Linked DNA regions of Homo sapiens: region 1 is linked to region 2. A link is a loop called in an ENCODE intact Hi-C map of the cell type or tissue named here. Cell type or tissue: endothelial cell of umbilical vein. All regions are shown on one strand.

The links. Hi-C counts contacts between places; a loop is a spot of excess contacts. Peaks named below come from ENCODE experiments on the same cell type or tissue, not always from the same donor. Only the 100,000 strongest peaks of a DNase experiment are listed, where the experiment ranks them.
Region 1: a loop joins it to region 2, with 12 times the contacts of the local background. A loop is called at or near these places in 3 of 110 quality-filtered maps.

Annotation. Positions count from the first base shown.
Region 1 is chr20:44,732,153-44,734,652 of GRCh38, reverse strand. All of the region lies in intron 3 of KCNK15-AS1 (KCNK15 and WISP2 antisense RNA 1), which reads left to right. Among named protein-coding and RNA genes, the nearest start is that of KCNK15, 12 kb to the left of the region's middle. In endothelial cell of umbilical vein, a CTCF peak has its summit at 1,092 (motif pointing right); a DNase peak (open chromatin) is centred at 1,122.
Region 2 is chr20:44,574,990-44,577,489 of GRCh38, reverse strand. It overlaps a transcript of PKIG not described here. Among named protein-coding and RNA genes, the nearest start is that of PKIG, 6.3 kb to the left of the region's middle. In endothelial cell of umbilical vein, a CTCF peak has its summit at 1,091 (motif pointing left); a DNase peak (open chromatin) is centred at 1,079; H3K27ac peaks cover 643 bases.

The sequences.
Region 1 (2,500 bases), 160 kb before region 2:
CTGTGTCCCACCCCTGCTGGCTTCAGGGCAGGGGAGAAGCTGCTGAAGAGGTTCACGTTAGGTTATTGGCCATCCAACAGAGACTGGATGAAAAGACCTGGCCCAGCGAAGACGTTAAAACCTTTTTCATGAAAGCCAGTGGTGAGGGGGCATTGGGCAGTGGAGGTGTGACCAGAAAGGGGTCCTGATCCAGACCCCAAGAGAGTGTTCTTGGATCTCCTGCAAGAAAGAATTTAAGGCAAGTCCACAAAGAGAAAGCAAGTTTATTAAGAAAGTAAAGGAATAAAGAATGGCTACTCCATAGACAGAAGAGCCCTCAGGGCTGCCGGTTGCCCATTTTTAAGGTTATTTCTTGATGACATGCTAAACAAGAGGTGGATTATTCATGTGTCCCCTTTTTAGACCATAGAGTGTAACTTCCTGACATTGGCATGGCATTTGTAAACTCTCATGGCGCTGGTAGGAGTGTGGCAGTGAGGACTACCAGAGGTCACTCTCGTCGCCATCTTGGTTTTGGTGGGTTTTGGCCAGCTTCTGCAGCCTGTTTTATCAACAAGGTCTTTATGATCTGTATCTTGTGCCGACCTCCCATCTCATCCTGTGACTTAGAATGCCTCATCGTCTGGCAATGCAGCCCAGTAGGACTCAGCCTTATTTTACCCAGCCCCTACTCAAAATGGAGTTGCTCTGGTCTAACGCCTCTGACAAAGGGGCCATAGATAAAGACCAGGCCAGTGTGATGGGGCCACTTGCAACCAAGTTTGTCAGCCAACCTGGAGGTGATGAAGAGGACTTGGCCCCTACTTCTGCCCTTGGGTTCTCCCTGATGTCATAATTCATGTCAGTGGAAGTGAAAAAAGATGAATTCTTGAGAATCAGATGGCTGAGAATGCACCTCAGACCCTAGACCACATTTTAGCCATGGAGAGGCAGGTGGCCTTTTCGTTAGCACCTGACACATGGTGGCCATTGGTTGCCTCCCCTTTCCTAGGCAGAAAGTCGAGGGGTACCTCCCAGGGAGGCTGTTGGAGTTGCCCCTTGAAGACAGCCTCCTCCTGGCAGGTGGCCTCTCGGCTGTTCATGCATGGAAATGCCACAAGGAGGCAGCAGCACATCACTGCTGTCCTCCCCCGAGCTGGAGCTGTGTCTGATTTTAACGAGATGGGAGGTTTGTTAAAATAGATTTCTGGGCCCTACTCCCAGAGCTTCTGTAGGTCTGGGATGGGGCATTTCTAACAAGTCTCCAGGTGATGGCTGCTGCCTCTGGTCAGGTACAATGGATCTATCTGTTAGAAGTCAGGATAGTGATTATCTTGTGGGTAGTGAAGAGAGGGAGACCAAGGTGGATTTTGGAGGTGCAGGCAATGCATGGTCCTGCTGTTGACCCAGGTACTGATTGCATGGGTGTGCTCATTTGTGAAAACTGGACTAACTGAACACTTTTATTTGTATACTTTTTGTTTGTTTGTTTGTTTTGTTTTTTCTGAGACAGGGTCTCACTCTTGTCACCCAGGCTAGAAGCAGTGATGCAATCTCGGCTCACTGCAACCTCCGCCTCCTGGGCTCAAGCCATCCTCCCACCTCAGCCTCCAGTGTAGCTTGGACTACGGGCATGTGCCACCATGCCCGGCTGATTTTTGTATTTTTTGTAGAGGGGGTTTCACTACGTTACCCAGGCTGGTCTCGAACTCCTGAGCTCACGCGATCCACCCGCCTCAGCCTCCCAAAGTACTGGGATTACAGGCATGAGCCACCGTGCCTGGCCTTGTATACTTTTTATACTTCATTAAAAATTCAAGAAAGAAGAAAAAGCCAAGGAAAAGAGAAACAAAATGGAAAGAGAGGAGGAGAGAGGATGAGAGAGAGAGAGACAGAAGAGAGAAACGGTGAGAGAGAGAAACATAGAGAGATAGAAGAAAGAGAGAGGAACAGAGAGAGAGGGAGAGAGGCTGGGCTAGCCGCTGGTTCAGCTGGTTCTGACTTCCCATCCTGGATTGTGAGTGGTGATTCTATTCTTCAAGCCTCAGCTTCTCATCTGTAAAATGCAGATCACAGCAACCACCTCATTTTCAATAAGAGAAGGTATAGAAAGTGTGAAAGGAAAATGAAAACCCCAATTCACTCTGCCAAAAGGAAAAAACTAAGCTGAAAGTTGAGTCATGCAACAAGCTGCCTTTCCTTTGTTCGTAAGCAGAGAGCCACAGATAAAAGGCCAGGTATCTCCACGAGTAGCCACTCTGTGTTCACCTTATCTTATGTAAAGTTACAGAGCGTGAGACGAATACATAATCGAATACATAATTTCCCTACCTGCTCTTTTTCTCTTGCAATATGTGGATTTCCAGACCCTCCTTCTTTCCCCTCCAGCCTGCTTTCCCCTTTAAATACTGAAGCCCTCAAAGTCATCTTTAGAGAAAGGCACAGACCTCTCTACTGGGCGTGTCCTTAACCTTGGAAAAATAAATGTCTAAACTGATTGAGACCTGTCTCAGACACTTTC
Region 2 (2,500 bases):
ATCCTGGTGTAAGGCCCCAGAGAAGGAACCACACTTACACTTAAAACAATGTTCTTGGTCAAGCACGGTGGCTGACGCTTGTAATCCCAGCACTTTGGGAGGCTGAGGCGAGCAGGTCACTTGAGGTCAGGAGTTCGAGACCAGCCTGGCCAACATGGTGAAACCCTGTCTCTACTAAAAAAAACACAAAAAAATTAGCTGGGCGTGGTGGTGCACACCTGTAGTCCCAGCTACTCAGGAGGCTCCCAGCTACTCGGGAGGCTGAGGCAGGAGAATTGCTTGAACCTGGGAGGCAGAGGTTGCAGTGAGATGAGATCATGCCACAGCATTCCAGCCTGGGTGACAGAATGATAATCTGTCTCAAAAAAAAAACCACACACACATACACACAATGTTTTGAAATCAGAAACTTAAGTCATTTTTGGGGGATGGGGAATCAAACCCACAAAAGATGACTAAGACATTGCTCAACGTATTTTTTTGGTTTTGGAGTACACGTGGCTGCTTTTTCTTCAGGGTTCGATGTCCTGAGGATCCACTTTGTGGTCCCCTTTGGACTGCTGATTTGGTGTGTCTGAAGGAGAGCCAGAAGGAGAAGAGAAGCCTGACCCCAGTGATTATGTGGCTAGAAACTGGATAGGTTCGCAGGATATCACACTGTCCCCTCCCTGCCTTTTTTCAAACCACTTCCCACCAGCTTGAGATAAGTTTCCAACTACAGCTGTTTTGGGAGAGATGGACCTTCACTTAAACAGTGACCTTAACTTTAAACAGTCTTGGACTCATTGATTTTTGCAGCTGAAAGGAGCATGTGGTCTCCTCATTTTAGGGGTGAGGAATGCCAGATCCAGAGAAGGCAAGGGACTATCCTGAGGTAGTACAGCCTGGTGCTCCAACAGGAGAAGGTTTGAGGCTCTCACTTGCTACTCTCTATTGGTCTCAGACTCTCACTTGCTACTGCACTTTGACATACAAATTTGAAGGGCTCTTCCCTCTTATTTTGGTTAACTCCTACTCAGCCATCAGATTTCAGATTAAATATCACTTCCCTAGGGCGCCCTTTTCTCTGAGCCACGTTAGCTCCCCCTGCTGTACTGGTCTCATGGTACTCCTATGTCTCTTCTTATAACCCTTAACATATTTATAAGTACACGTTCCATGTGTTTCCCCACCAGACTGTAAGCTCCACAAAGTCAACAGTATGTCTCCTTGGTTCACTGAATACATCTATCCCAAGTGCCTAGAAGAGTGCCTGGCATAAAATAGGAAACTCAATAAATATTTTCTAAACACACACACACACACACACACACACACACACACACACACACTCTACTTAGTCCAGTCTATGGTAAAACATTAACATACTTTTTGTAAAAAGCACCACGTCTTCTGAACTACAAATTGGGCCTTTTTGCTGAAGGAAGGATCATTAGAGAACAAGGGATTTCATTTCAAATAATTTCCGGAAGATAGAAAAAGTTCAGAGAGGTATGACAACAGAAGCTGAAGTTTGGAGCACAAGGACAAGAAAGCACCATTGGAAATGAGAGACAAGGAATGGTGTGGGACCCCAGGGAGGCTCTGAACCTGAAGACAGCAGGCGTCGAGAAGATTCAGAAGGGCCAAAAAATTAAGGGATCCACTGAAGGTCCTGTGCCAGCCAGCTCCTCTATCCCATACCTGCAGCACACAGAGGGCCCAAAAGCTCTGCAGAACCACAGCCAAAGACAGGAGGCCTCTTTAAATAAATTGAATGAACTGCCTAGGATTGATCGAGGGCTTCTAGTAAGAGACTGGCCTCCTTATGCTAACACGTGAAGGGCCCTCAGTCTAACTGCTGCTCCTGCTCATGTGCCCTAAAGCATCTTCCACTTAGTACCTTAGTACCCTTCCAGTACCCAGCAGCTTCCCAGGCAGGGCAGAGGCCTATGGGACAAACAGATGAACTGAGACCTATCCCCTTAAAGAAGTCTTTTATTATTGATTGTGAATGGCCAAATAAAGCATGACAGGATGTCTGATCAAAACCAGCTGCATGACAGGAGTTTGAGACCAGCCTGGCCAACATGGCAAAACCCCATCTCTACTAAAAATACAAAAATTGGCTGGGCGTGGTGGCAGGTGCCTGTAATCTCAGCTACTCCGGAGGCAGAGGCAGGAGCATCGTTTGAACCCAGGATGCAGAAGTTGCAGTGAGCCGAGATCATGCCATTGCACTCCAGCGTGGGTGACGGCCAGCCTCCGTCTCAAAAATAAAAATACAAAAATTAGCCAGGCATGGTGGCGCATGCCTGTAATCCCAGCTACTTGGGAGGCTGAGGCAGGAGAACTACTTGAACCTTGGGAGGTGGAGGTTGCAGTGAGCTGAGATGGTGCCACTGCACTCCAGCCTGGGCAATAGAGCGAGACTGTCTCAAAAACAAACAAAAAACTGATGAGTCAAGAAAAAGCAGTATGGTAATGTGAGGTCCTTGTTTGGATCTGACTAGAACTAAAA